Regions from separate parts of the Homo sapiens genome. Here all the other regions are linked to region 1. A link is a contact called in ENCODE Hi-C or POLR2A ChIA-PET data. All regions are on one chromosome and are shown on one strand. Each heading gives the region's core, a stretch centred on a gene start or an enhancer-like site at or near the end of the contact. The rest is flanking DNA. Distances are from core to core; before and after follow the strand shown. Region 1 has its middle 220 kb from the start of LINC02967. Region 2 has its middle 160 kb from the start of LINC02967. Region 3 overlaps SYNDIG1 (synapse differentiation inducing 1).

What was found. A loop is a pair of places that touch in the nucleus more often than their neighbours do. ChIA-PET counts read pairs that join two places held with the same protein, here RNA polymerase II (POLR2A).
Region 2: a map of body of pancreas shows a loop between it and region 1 (2.8-fold over the local background). The contact joins two enhancer-like sites. A Hi-C loop is called at or near these places in 7 of 168 maps with a recorded cell type or tissue (CD8-positive, alpha-beta T cell, body of pancreas, breast epithelium and 4 more).
Region 3: a loop to region 1 is called in a map of ovary, with 5 times the contacts of the local background. The contact joins two enhancer-like sites. A Hi-C loop is called at or near these places in 3 of 168 maps with a recorded cell type or tissue (CD4-positive, alpha-beta T cell, body of pancreas and ovary) and 1 of 37 single-sample maps with no recorded cell type. POLR2A ChIA-PET finds 5 or more read pairs at or near these places in 2 of 52 experiments (AG04450 and activated CD4-positive, alpha-beta T cell).

The regions. Positions count from the first base shown.
Region 1 is chr20:24,692,107-24,696,787 of GRCh38, reverse strand. No RefSeq gene overlaps it. Among named protein-coding and RNA genes, the nearest start is that of LINC02967, 220 kb to the left of the region's middle. Within about 2 kb of position 2,512, at least 2 of the 41 ENCODE cell types and tissues checked have a DNase peak (open chromatin) inside an H3K27ac peak, as active enhancers do.
Region 2 is chr20:24,753,334-24,758,014 of GRCh38, reverse strand. No RefSeq gene overlaps it. Among named protein-coding and RNA genes, the nearest start is that of LINC02967, 160 kb to the left of the region's middle. Within about 2 kb of position 2,359, at least 2 of the 41 ENCODE cell types and tissues checked have a DNase peak (open chromatin) inside an H3K27ac peak, as active enhancers do.
Region 3 is chr20:24,632,265-24,636,945 of GRCh38, reverse strand. The region is part of intron 3 of SYNDIG1 (synapse differentiation inducing 1); the gene reads right to left. Among named protein-coding and RNA genes, the nearest start is that of SYNDIG1, 160 kb to the right of the region's middle. RefSeq lists enhancers at 1,574-2,412, 1,294-2,493, 2,577-3,229. Within about 2 kb of position 2,010, at least 5 of the 41 ENCODE cell types and tissues checked have a DNase peak (open chromatin) inside an H3K27ac peak, as active enhancers do.

The DNA.
Region 1 (4,681 bases), core at 1,263-3,762:
TTGATCCTTCTGGTGCTGGAAGCCCATGGACATGGCTTCTTCCCTGAATCTTCGGTTGCCTCTGAGGAATGTTTCAGTGAAGCCACAAGGCTGTGTTCAGCCACGGCAAGGCACACCAGCACCTCGTCCTCTCCGTTCACATTCCCAGCCTGTCTCAGCTCATGCCCCCAAGGGACATCCCTCTGCCTCTTAGTGCACCCTCCCCCTCCAGCCCATGCCCAGTCCACTGGGCCACAAGACTCCGACCCCTGAACGTGGTGTTGATCACGCCATCCCCAGCCATTAAAGCCACTTCCCAAGACCGCTTCACCTTCTTGGGGTCAAACTCAAAGTCCTTAATTTGCCACTTAAGGCCCTGAAAGTCCAGCTCCAATGCCCCCTTCTTGCCACTGCTATGTCTGCCACTTCTCTGCTGGGTCCATTCCATTGTTCCCTGTTCCTGGCAAGTGACCCACCTAACTCACCCGCCTCCTGCTAACTAGCTGGTTCCACATCCTCCTCTGCTTTTCCATGAAGCCTGCCCCATCCATCCCTCCTGGAAGCATTTCCTGGTTCCTTCTCAGGGCCTAGCACATCATCTGCCCTCTCAGGGCCCTTGTCACTTTTTTCAGCTGACAGTGACTTTGAACAATCTCTTTCCCATGCAGTTCTTGGTTTTATGAACATCTGGGTCCCACCACACGGCTACCTACCTGCTCAGCAAATGCCAGAAGCACCAGCCTCCAAGGAGGAGCATCAAATTAATAAGGTTTTCATCAACCCACATGCCAGGGCCCTGGTTCCAGCCTGGGGATATTCAGGAGAGGATGTGGGGTTAAGGTTATGGCTGAGCATGGAGGGCTGGTGGTGCTTAGGGATGGGATGGACATGTCCCCAGCCTCCAGTCTCTGACCACCTCCTCTTCCCATCCTGCTCTGGGCACACATACAGACTGCCTGTGGTTGGTGGACCTGCCCTTGCTTCAGGGGTTGCTCAGAGCTCATCTGAAATGCTTTCCCATGAAACATTCCACTGTGCAGCTCTTAGGGCAACTACCTCTTTATGCCTAGATAGCCACTCATGTTTGCTTCATCATATATATTACACAATCCATATTTAATCATGCCACACAAGTGCACACACGCATCCCTTTCCATTGCTCCTCTCTTCCTCTCTGGTGGAATCTACCTAACACAGCACCTGGGACAGGGCAGCCACCAGTCAAATTTGTTCAATGAATCACTGTAAGAGTGAATGAGTGAAGGAATGAATGAAGGTACTTGCCAAGCATCCATGTGTTGTATTATCCAACCAAGACTCAGCAATCCCTGATGTATTCGACCTGTCATTAGCTTTACATGCAGTAGATTTTCCTCTGCGTGGCTCCAGTAGAATCTGGGGGAAAATACGACATTGGCCACAGAGTGTCATCTGAACTAAATTATGCCCCAGCCAGCAGGACACTGTTTCTGATTGTGTCAACTCTCAGCCCTGCAGCAGGCAGTGGCCCAGATGCTGATTGCAGAACTGGACCAAACCAGTTGTGCAAGCAATTTTTATGGAAACCAAAAAAAGTAGAAACAGAAGGTAAGAAAAGTAAACAAGACAGTGAAGGGAGAGACAGAAAATCCTTGAGCAAGTGCTGGAACTAATGAAGTTTGCCCGGCCGTGGAGCTGCCAGGGAGGGAAACTGAGTGGCTCAGATGAAGCCTCCAGGGACTCGGGAAGCAGCAGCCTGTCCGGAGCCGGCGCCGGCGAGGTCACAGCAGGGGTGGCACAGGAAGGAAAGGGAGACACAGCTCAGGGACAGCATGGACTTCCAGCCATCTCTCCAAAGGAAGCCTGGCTGGGAATCAAAAAGAAATTTATCTTCCGAAATGCTTCATTTCTTTGAATTTATGGCAGCAATAACTCCTTGGGCTATAACCACTCCGGCCCACGGACTCAGCTGGGAGAGGCTGAGCACTAAAACTTGGGAGGTATGCTGGGGTGAGGGCAGAACAGTCACTTCCCTGGGGACAACCAGAGCCTGCACATCTAGCTTGTGTCCCTGGGGCCAGGATCCCATAGCTAGGGACTTGGAAGTCCTTTCTTCTGGCAGTTACCAAACCTATTAGCTCGTTAGAATCACCTCGCGATGTAAAAAAATAGATTCCTGGACCCCAACCCTGGAGATGCAGATTCCTAAGTTCTGCATTTTCTAATGGGTTCTGCAGACCTAGCAGTCCCAGTGTGCATGCTCGGGGCCATGGACTATACTGCAGGTGATGGAGAAGCTCAGGCCATCACCAGGTGCCGCAAAGTCACCCCAGAAAGGGCAGGAATCATCTGACTGTGTCCTGCCGACCCGTCTTCCAGTCAGTGTCTTGGCAACACCCCCTCTGCCTGGATTTCAGCCCAGGCCTTCCCTGCCTCTCCCTAGCAAAAGTCTGCCGAACTGGGGCCTCCTCCCAGGTTCTCTGGGCCCACCCACCCTAGAGGCTGCAACCACCGCTGCCCTCTTGGCTGCCCTCCTGGAGCCCCACTCTCCTTGTTCTACTTCCTATGTCCCTCCAGATCCCAGGGAATGGCCGAGTTCTGGCCGTGCTCCCACCAAGGGCCCAGGCCACTTCGTCCAGCCCCTCCTGGCCATGGTGTGTCCTGATCACACCTGCCCTCACAGGGCAGTGTAAGCCACTTGTGGTCTGTGCTGGAATGTCCCTATCCAACCCCCTGGGTACAAATCCATGGGTCTTTTCTGTGCCACGAGGTTTGGGGTACTCCCAAGAGGCCTCTCTCCCGCCACACTGGCCAACTACCTTATTCAGCCATGGCCTTTCCCAACCCAGGGAGGGTCTGGAGGCAGCAGGCTGGGGTCTCCGCACTTAGATTCCTGATATTTTTGTCGTTTTCATCCAAGGATTTGACCTTCCATCCACTCTTGAGCTCTGACTTCAGGCCCAGAGCCTCCGCCACCAGCTCCTTATGTGTTTTCCCAGGAGTGGAACCTGTGGAACTCGGGGGTGGGTGCTCAGGGTGCCCCCCACACCACACAGGTATGCACTGCAGGCACTCATGGCAGGTGCATGGGGCAGTGAGGGAGGCGAGTCCCCAGCTCTGTCCCCTCACGTCCCTCTTTGCTGACATCTGGACTTCTCATCTCCTGTGTCCTCAGCTCTCTCTGGCCCTTCCAGACTCCAGGCCTGGTTCTGACTCTCTGGCATCTGTGGCCTGCTTTCTGGCTGTGCCCCTGTTGCTTGGGTGGAAAGCCACCTCAGAGAATCTGGACCCAGGAGTGGTTCCAGCTAGCACCATGGGAACAAAGTTCAGTGTTTTCCAACCCGGTCTGCTGATCACTCCCATCACAGCCCGTGGGGACCCACCCCCAAACCTACTGAATTCAGAATGGCTGTGGTCGGGGTAAGGAACAAGCTTTTTAAAAAATACACATTTTATTCTGCAATAGTTTTAGAGTCACAAAAAATATGCAAAGATAATGTGAATGTTCCCATATGCCCCTCACCCAATTTGCTTCCTCTAATAGTATCTTACAGTATCAAGGTTCATTAGTAAAAAATAAGAAAGCAACATTGGCTCATTACAATTAATTAACTCTAGATTTCATCAGATTTCACTTGTTTTTCCATTAGCATTCTTTTTCTGTTCCAGAATCCAGTCCAGAGACCCAAGAATTATATTTTAAACAAGCACCCTGGGTTGTTCTCAGGCTCACTAGAGTTTGAGAAGCTTGATCCATTTACAAGTCACAATTTAAAGATGAAGTTAAAGCTCAGAGAGGCCCAGGGACATGCCAAGTTCCCTTAATTAGAGGAAGTGCTGGGGACTTGGGGCCTGCCAGTCACGGCACTGTCACCAGTCCCACATGAAGCTCTGACCCTGGCTCCGCTTTGCACCCTCCAGCCATGAGGTGAGGGACGGGGACCACAGCAGTAGCTCAGTCTTCGAGAGTAAGCGGTCAGTGGTGTTGCAGTCTCAGGCCAACGCACCTGCAACGCTGGACCTGGTGGGCTCTGTGCTGTCTCCACAGTGAACTACACAGCATGGAGTTACTGCCATCGAGGAACACCATCCTTCCCTGCTTCTCTGAGCCTGCACTTGTGATCTGAACCTGTACCCAGGCCCCAGCAGGCTGCCAGAGCAAGTCGATGGGGCCCTGCCGACATGGAGCTCTGCATCACTGGCCGCTTCCTCAGCCCTGGCTGGCCCCGCACCATGCCCTCTTTTCACCCTGCAGTCCTGCATTCCCCATGCCAAGGGCCCACCTCGCTGCAGTTTTAAGACCACCCAGGCTGGTGTGCAAAGGGAAAGAGGAGGCCCTCCTCCCGACCCTGGGCTCATCCAAGCTGCAGTCTCCTTGCCTCATATAAACTATTCTCTCTTCTTGGGATGCGTTTTTCCACCTTCCTGCCTACACCTGCGCTGTCCCATACTTTGCCCACTGGCAGGATGTGGCTGTTTAAATAAAACATTCTGCTTCACAGGTGCACCAGCCACATTTCAAGTGCTCAATAGCAAGGTGTGGCTGGTGGCTGCTGTGGTGCATGGGCAGGAGCAGAATATCCCATGGTGGCAGAAGCCTCTGATGGAGCAGATACTCTAGTCTGAAGACATCCATCTGCACATGATGAACAAGGCTACAGGGAGGAGAGGGGAACCAGGTTCAGGGGCACATTGCGGGTGGGTCTGCTGGATTCACACCAGC
Region 2 (4,681 bases), core at 1,110-3,609, 61 kb before region 1:
ATACCATTTCACAGGTAGTGCAAGTACCATATAATAGCAAAATAATCCTAATTCCCCCTTCTCATCCTTTGTGTCATTGTCGTCATTCATTTCACTTACACATAAGCACATGTATAATATATAATACATATACATATGTAAACATACATACTCAAATATATTGTTATTATTTTGAATGGATTGTTATCTGTTAGATCAATTAAGAATAAAAACTAAAAGTTTTTATCTTTGCTTATTCCTTCTCCAATGCTCTTCCTTTATGTAAATCTGAGTTTCTAGGCTGTATCCTTTTCTTTTTCTCTGAAGAACTTCTTTTAATATTTTTTTGCAAGTCAGGATTACTGGCAACAAATTTCCTCAATTTTTGTTTTTCTGAAAAAGACTGTTTCTGCTTCATTTCTGAAGAATAATTTCTTAGGGTACAGAATTGTTGGTTGTTGCTGGTTTTTTGTTATTTGTTTTTTTTTTCCCCTCTCAACACTTTAAATACTTCACTCCATTCTCTTCTTGTTTGCATGGTGTCTGAGGATAAGCTGGATGAAATTTTTATTTTTATTTCTCTATAGATAAGATTCTTTTTCCTCTGGCTTCTTTAATTATTGTTTCTTTATTTTTCATTTTCCTCATTTGAATGTGGCATGCCTGGGTGCAACTTTTTGGGGGGATTTATCCTGCTTGGTATATTCTCTGAGCTTCCTGAATCTATGGTTTGGTGTCTGACATTTGGGGAAATTCTTAGGCATTATTGTTTTAAATATTTATTTTGTTTCTTTTTTTCTTTCTTCTCCCTCTACTATTCCCGTCACATGTATATTGTGTTGTTTCTAGTTGTCCCACAGGTCTTTTTTCAGTCTTTTTTTATTTGTGTTTTAGTTTTAGAAGTTTCTGTTGAGATATCCTCAAGCTCAGAGATTCTTTCCTCAGCTATGTCCAGTCTCCTAATAAGCCCATAAAAGGCACTCTTCACTTCAGTGACAGTGTTTTTGATCTGCAGCCTTTTTGGGGGATGTTTCTTAGAATTCCCATCTCTCTGCTTACACTGCACCTCTGTTCGTACACGCTGTCTGCTTTGTCCATTACAGCCCTTAGTATATTAATCATAGCTGTTCTAATTCAACGTCTGGTAATTCTAACATCTCTGCCATATCTCGACTGTGGGATGAAGTGGAGTTTGGCTGGGGCAGTTGAAAGCGAGCCTGGGCCACTGAGCAGCCCAACTCCAGGGGAAAACCGTCTCCCTTGTGGCTCCCCCATCTGCTGAGAGCTACTTCCAGTCAGTAAAACTTTGCACTCATTCTCCAAGCCCATGTGTGATCTGATTCTTCTGGTATACCAGGGCAAGAACCTGGAATACAGAAATCCCTCTGTCCTTGTGATATGGAAGCGGGTCTAATTGAGCTGGTTAACACAAGCCACCTATAGATGGCAAACTAAAAGAACACTCTGTAATACACACCCACTGGGGCTTCAGGAGCTGTAAACATCCACCCCTAGACACTGCCGTGGGGTCAGAGCCCCACAGCCTGCCCGTCTCTATGCTCCCCTAGAGGTTTGAGCAGTGGGGCACTGAAGAAGCGAGCCACTCTCCCTGTTGCATGCCCTGTGAGGGGGACAAGGGAACCTTTCCCGTTTCACTGTGACCTCGATTCTCTGATGAATCTAAAAAGAGTTGTTGATTTTTTGGTTTGTTCAGCTTTTTTTGTTTGTTTGTTTCTAGGATGAAGGAATGACTTGCAAACTCCTTACCTGCTAGACAGGAAAGCAGAAGTTGAGATGCACTTTTTAAAGGAGTTGGGATGATTAATATTCAAGATGATAATAGAATTTAGATATTTAAGAAGACAAAACTGAATTAAGACAGAAATGAGAAAAGCATTCTCTCTTACCCCTTTTTGTAGTTTCCCAAACACTGTCTCACTTGGGTCTCCAATCACCCTTTGTTGTGTAAACTAAAAATAAAGTCCTAGACTTCTCACCAACTGAACAGACCCTCTCTTGGCCAAAGGATCCCAGAAAAAAACATAAAAACTGAGTTCCCAGCCATGACAGGGCAGGAGGTCAGACACCCTTCATTTCTCCCCTCCCTCTTGTGGTTTAGAAACAACTGACCAGCACGAATGTTAAAATAGAGATCATAAGACTGAAGGGACTGACTCTGTGTGGCAATAAATTGCTGAAGTATAAACAGGGCCTAAGGCCATGAGAGTCAAGGGTTAAATCACTCACCCCTACACTGTAAGAATAAACCATGTTCTGTCATGAGGTTTTTCTTTTTCTCTAGCAGCTGAACAAGCATTGGCTTTGGGATAAGCAATGTTGAAACAATTGCAGCTCCACTGGACATTGACCCCAGGTTTCACAAACTGTGACTACAGCTTTGATTGAACAACAGGCTGATTTCGGTAACTTTCTCCAGAGAAGAGACCACCAACTGTGGACTGGTTCTGGATGGTTTACAGAGGCTTCACACTTGAGCGCCTTTGTGTCCTGAAAAGACCTTTTGATATATAGGGCCTAACAGTCATGCATTTAAATGTTAAGTCTCCACCCCAAGGCGAACATGGATCATATGTGACATACATGTTCTATATGTGTGCATCAGGATCCTTGTTATGAATATTCACAGCTCCTTCTGTAACCTGTTGAATATGCATGTTTAGCCAACTCATTTGGCATAAAGCTCCTCCCCCCACCTATTTTTCTTAAAAGTGCTTGACTTTGGTCTTTGCCAGAAGCTGTGCTTCCCAGCCTGCAGGAAGACTACCTTCCGGCTGTGGTCAGAACCCTTTATAAGAAATATGGTTTCCTTTCCAAATGTATAAATTGTGTGATTTTTAAGTAAACAGTTGTATTCCAGGATTGTTTTGCCCCTATGTTCAGAGGGGGAAACTGAGGTGCAGAAGGTTTTCTTGACCTTCTCACCAGAAGCATAAACCTAGACCTCTTTGTATCTGGGGGATAGAAAACAGGCCAGCAGCTCTGTCTGTTTTGTGGTTGTTAAGTACCGTGCATTATTAATATCATTGTTAGTAACTTGAAGGCCTTTAAGTGAGGAGTGTATGAAAGGGAAACAGCCCCTGGCACGCTGTAGCCAGCTTCCGTCCAGCAAGCTGGGTGGTGCCCAGGACCACAGCGCAGCACAGAAGGAAGGGTCCTGACCTAGGATACTCCAGGCAGCACAGCCAGCTCGAAATCTCTGCCCCGGCCACCATCTCTAAAATTGAGCCATTAGAAAGTCATTGTTTTTGAGTTAACAAGTGTTCTCATTTAAAATGCAAATGGCTGTGGGAGGAATAGCACAGATATTGTACCCTGAACAATGTTTTTCATAAGGTCATACAGGATTCTGGCAAACACAAATGCCCACAGAGGACAGGCCAGTTAAGTAACTGTGCAAATCTGGCCACATCAAAGATTATAGAGTCAGCAGGGGCAGAAGAACTAGGAGCAAATGCCCCCTCGAGATTTTGCACCTAATAAGAGGGTGCTCAGGGCAGAGGAGAAGGTGTTCTGAAGCAATTGCTCAGAAGAAGCCGATTTACTTCTGTCTTTGAGAAACTTATGGTTGTTTTCCTCATCCATCCTGACCCCAGTTCCTGCCTGTCTGGCGTGCCCTGTCAAGAACAGGGCTGAGTTTCTGGAAATTTAATGCTTTCTAGATATAACACTTGAATGCAATTGGTGATTCCCAAACCACAGCCCTGGTACCAAATGCATCAAGATTACCTAAGGAAAGGATTGAAACAAACAAGCAACAACAATAACCTTCCTAGGGCTAAACTTTCAGAGATTCAATAAGTCTGAGTAACACCTAGGGATCTGCTTATTTATTTAAAAACAGCCAGGAGATTAAATAATCATTTATTTATTGGAATTTCCAATCCAGACAACAACAGAAAGAATAGTTTATTGGGCCCACATATACTCATCTCTAGCTGATGGATGCAAGGTGTTTTTTCAAAATTGAGATACAGCCCTCCCGTGTGCTCCCTCTGCCTGCACACTGGGTTGTTTTGAAGCCTATCCCAGGCATCCTATGGTGTTGTCATTAGGCATTTCAGTATGCATTTCTAAAAGATGGGTGCTTTTAATGTAACGTAGACACCTAACCATCAACAGTCCTCAGCATCAAATATCAGTGTTTACTATTGGTTCATACAAATCAGCATCCAAACCAGGTCCACCTGTTGCATGTTATTGGCCTGTTTTATTTCTTTTAACCCAGAGATTCCCGCCCCTTTTTTTTTCCTTTGAAATTTATTTGTGGAGGAACCAGGTCCATGATCTCTTAGAGCTTCTCAATTTTTCTTATGCACATGAATCACCTGCAGATTGTGTTAAAATGCAGCATCTGGTTCTGCAGATCTGAGAATGGGTCTGGGATTCTGCATTTCTAACCGGGTCCCCCGTGATGCTGAGGCTGCTGGTCCTCAGACCACATGCAGCGGGTGAGGCTGCTGAAGGAAGAGTGTGGAGGTCCAAGCACTGTCCATCCTCCCTTCTCTGTACAGGGGGTTAAACGCAGGCCCTGGTCAGACCCAAGTTCACCACAGGGCAACCATGCTCTCACTCCAGCTGTGAGCTCCCTGGCATGGCTGGAAGTCTGCACAGAGTCAGGGTCACAACCCATGAGGAGGCTGGTCTCTAAGTTCTCCCCAGCTCTTGCCATCTGTAGCCCTGT
Region 3 (4,681 bases), core at 761-3,260, 59 kb after region 1:
CTACTGCGCCCCAGGCAGAACCTAGGTCTGTTGACATGATCAATATAGATTTTATCTTATAATAATGATATAGCAGTTAAAAAGAAATTATTTAGGCAGATAGCGAGGGTAAGAGAGTCCTTGGTAAGATTTTCCTTTTAATGAAAAGCAGCCCCCAAATCACTTCTTTTCTAACAAAGAGCAGCCTGTAAAATTGAGCTGCAGACATAGATAAGCTGGAAGCTTGCATGGGTGAATGCCAGCAGCTGTGCCAATAGGAAAAGGCTACATGGTGGCCAGGCAGGTTCAACATGGCACTCCATCATCTCCTTTCCTTGTCAACCACGTGCACAGTAAGGAGCAGACAACATGGCACTGGCCAGGTAGAGACCCCATCTGCATAGTAAAACATTAGGGAGAGGTGGCCAGCTTCTTTGTGTGCTATGTAAATGGCACACCTGGTCCAACCAATCTTTGGGCCCTATGTAAATCAGACACTGCCTCCTCAAGCCAGTCTATAAAACCCCATGTACTTTGCCATGGACTAGAAGACCCACTCAGGTGCCCCTCTCTCTCTGCAGGAGAGAGAGCTGTTCTCTTTTCTCTTTCTTTTGCCTATTAAACCTCCACTCTTAAATACACTTCTTGTATGTCCATTTCCTCTATTCCCTTGGCACGAGACAATGAACCTTGGGTATTTACCCCAAACAATGACGCAGCTTCAATAATAGATGAAAATCACTTCCAACTTATGCATGATGAAAAGAAGTTAAGCTTTCTCATGAAAATTGAAGTACCCTATTTGCAGCCCAGTCTCATATACCGGCAAATATGGATATAAACTTTCACCAAAAACTACATTTGATTGGAACATTGTTCATAGAGCCCCCCCAAAGTCCAGACAACAGTGAACAAGCAGTGTTGGAAAGACAGCTGGGTCAACGACAGTCATTGTTATGCAGGTATTTCATGAATGCTAAAGACAATAACTACAAAATTTCCAGAATATTGGAAAGTATTGTCAGTGAAAACATTGAGATACAGAAAGTGTGTTTACTCTCATGAGAATAAACTGGTGAGAGGGTCCCCACAGTGGTAGATGGCATGGTGACCGGGTGCTAGATGTGTGTGCATATGCAAATGGCTGAGTGTGGAGGAAACTGGAAGGGCAGTCGAGGTGGTTAACATAGGTTAACTGTGTGGCCGTGAGATCCACCCTCAACACAGAAGGGGAGAAAAGGGTGCTCTGAAAAACAAGAGGCATGTGTGAATAACTGCACTGTTACAAAACTACGTGTTTTGTGATGTGAATGTAATTGTAAAAAAAGCTTATAAAAAGGTACTCCTTTAGTCGGCCTCCTCATCAAGAAAAGTCTCCAGTTTAGAAACTTAAGTATTTAATAAGAAAGATGAGAACTGGAGGCAAGACCCAACCAGCACAGAGACCCTTGGTGTCCGCTGGGATAAGGTGCAATGTCCCTGAATCTGCAGTGAGCTTTTATCATAGCAATAGGTTCTCTTCTTTAGAATCACGGGCGGGAAATTATGCAAGATGACCAGGAATGAAGAGCGCGTTCGGAAAGGCAGAAAGTTATAAAATCTGTGAATGATAAGAGGAAGCTGCTTTGGTCAGAGGTTCTGTGAAGCATGAGGAGATAGGTGTAGAAATAAAAAGTTAGCAGTGGATTTTGTGACAGGACGATGGGGCTCTTCACTGCATGGTTTCTCCTCCTCTGCACACCCAATTCTTCGTGTGTTCATGAGTCACCACCGTGAAGCCAGCACCTGGGCCCACGGCCCAGCAGGAGACAAGTGAGGTCTTCACTGCCTTTCCTTCCCAAGTCTTGGAGGCTTCCCGCTGGCAGGGTGAGGAGTGGGCAGAAGCCCGTGCTGTCCCCAGCTGCGCCCCCTCAGAACAGGCAAGGAAAGCTGCTGAGTCACACTGCCAGGCTGCTCCTGGGGCTGCCGTGTGGGAGCTGCAGGATCCGATGATGCCTGGGAGACACTAGTGCAGGCTCTGTCTTCTGCTGAGTCACTGTGAGACACCGCACAACCAATGCTCAGCAGCTGTAAAGAACTGGACTGTAGTGCCCTGGAAGCTTCCCTCCAGCAACCACTGAAGATACTCCAGGACTCCTTTCTACAGCAAGAGGCACCACTGACAGCCAAGTCTGGCAGGAGGACATGTTTGCAGTAAAGCTCATGAACAGCAGACTAAAAACTGTGTCAGAAAAATAAGGTCTACAAATTAATAAAATGTGAACACCCAATACAAAATGGTAAATGTAGAACTAGAAATTTATACGGGAAATAAAAGCAGGAAAAAAAATAACACACATAAAGATGTTCAGCTTTATAGTAACCAATGAAACACAAACTGAAACTGACAATATCTTTTATTTTATCTATCAGATTGTTGAAAATGGAACACTGAGCTCAGGTGGGAAAGACAGGCATTCACATTTTGTTAATAGGAATGAAAACTGGTACGGACTTCTGGAGGAGAAGTTACAGTATGTAGCTAAATTTACATGTGAATAACCTTTGACTTGGTGGAATTTCACTTGTGGATATCCTATATTTGCAAAAGGAGAAGTTGAAAACAATTGATATGTCCATTTTTAGGGAAAACATTACTGTAATGAAATTATTGCAATTCATACATCAAAATGCTACAAAATCATTAAAAATGTCAATGCTGGTGTTTATATGCAGATACCAGAAGTATTTACATTATGTGAAAAAGCAAGCTGCATTGCACTTTGATGGTCTTCTACGTGTAAATCAAAACTGCCCACACACACATTGATAAAGGCACAGAAAGACGGGGTCCCCCTGGAGGAGGGGCTTTGAGAAAGGGGCATGGAGGAGAGGTTCAGTTTTCATGCTTTCTTTCTCCATTCTCTTCCTCCTCCTTCTGTTTTCCAAGTTGAGTACACTATATTTGAAAAGACAATGAATAAACAAATCCAGACATGTGTCTATGTGCTCTGCTGATAACGAAGGGAACCCCAGGCAGAGTTTGGCGGATGCAGGTGACCTGGGAGGGCAGGAGTGAAAAGGTGAGAGCGGCTGGTGCGGGTGTCACGTGCTGTGCCCACACCCCAACAACCCTGAACCACGGCCTCCCCTAGGTGCTGGGGCTCCTAACCAAGAGCCTGGTCCATTAGGACAGGCTGACTTCAGCATGTGTTACCTCAGGAGTCTCCACAGCAACCTCAGAGGGCATTCACACCCAGACTGCCAGCCCCGTCCCCAGAGCTTCCGAGTCAGCAGGTCTTGGGAGCTGACGAGACTTCACGATCCTAAAACGTTCCCAGATGACCCTGATGCTGCTGGTCCAGGGAACCAGCCCTTGCGAACTGGAAAAAAGGATGGAGGAATTGAATGCTGCCATTTCTTCCAGGGTGATCAACTAGAATCAAAAGGGGACCAACTTAGAGGGTTTCAACAAGGTTCTTTGGAACATTCCCCCCCGTGAACGTTACCAGTTAATATTGATCCATGTTTATTTCTGAGCCTCCCCTACACCTGCTCCCGTGCTGGGTGCTGGGACTCTGCCAGGCACGGATAAACCAGGAGGGGCACAGCAGGGGCATCACGCACTCCACTGTGGGCCTTCGGGCTGGGTGGTGTCAGGGAGGAAGGCACGTGCCAGAGAGGTGGGCAGTGGTGGCTCTGCAGCCAGCGAGGGCTCAGATCCTACGTCTGTACTCAGGACAGTAACATGTGCCTGAATGATTGCGGCCAGGACATTCTGGGTCTGGAGGCACTCTGACCAGAGGGACAGTTTCCAGGCATGCTTCCTCACTAAGTGTTTAGCATGGCAGTAAGCTTGCTGCAGCAAGCCACGTCATGTTCAGATTCGACACGGTCTGCCCATCGCCTCTGATTTTCCTCGGGGGAGGAGGTCTAGAACAGAGCACAAAGAACCACTGGAAACTATGGGAAAGGTTATTCTGTGATATGAAAGCCTGTGGTAACTTTATTGACCAAAACGAAAAAAAAAAAAAAACAAACTTCACATAATCTATGGCAGTACCCTCCAGAGCCTTCATAAAATAAGTTCATTTCAAGTTCTGTTTCAGCTTCTCGCGAATTTATTCCAGAAGGGAGGAAAACAGCTTGTCATCCCTGTGTCTGGAAGCCCCGATGGCCTTCCCTTGTTTCCTTGTAAAGCCACAATTATTTACAGGTCTCTTTATCCCTCCAGCTGGCACTAAATACTTGAAGGGAAGCAAGGCTTCCTGCTGTTTCCCCGCTCACGACAGCAGGGCCACGTTATCATCTTGTTACCTGGACTCTTGACAAAGAACAAGAAAAGGGACCCCTATGGTCCTGGGACCAGGGGTCTTGAAAAACTCTCATTGAAATGAGGCAGCCTGCTTTTTTTCACTGGTGTTATTATTAAATTAGGTGTGAACTCTGGCCAGATGTGGTGGCTCATGCCTGTAATCCCAGCACTTTGGGAGGCCGAGGCAGGCTGATCACCTAAGGTCAGGAGTTTGAGACCAGCCTGGCCAACGTGGTGAAACCCCATCTCTACTGAAAATACAAAATTCAGCCAGGCATGGTGGCATGTGCCTGTAATCCCAGCTACTCAGGAGGCTGAGGCACAAGAATCACTTGAACCTGAGGGGCAGAGTTTGCAGTGAGTTGTGATCGCACCACTGCACTCCAGCCTGGAGCGAGACTGTTTCAA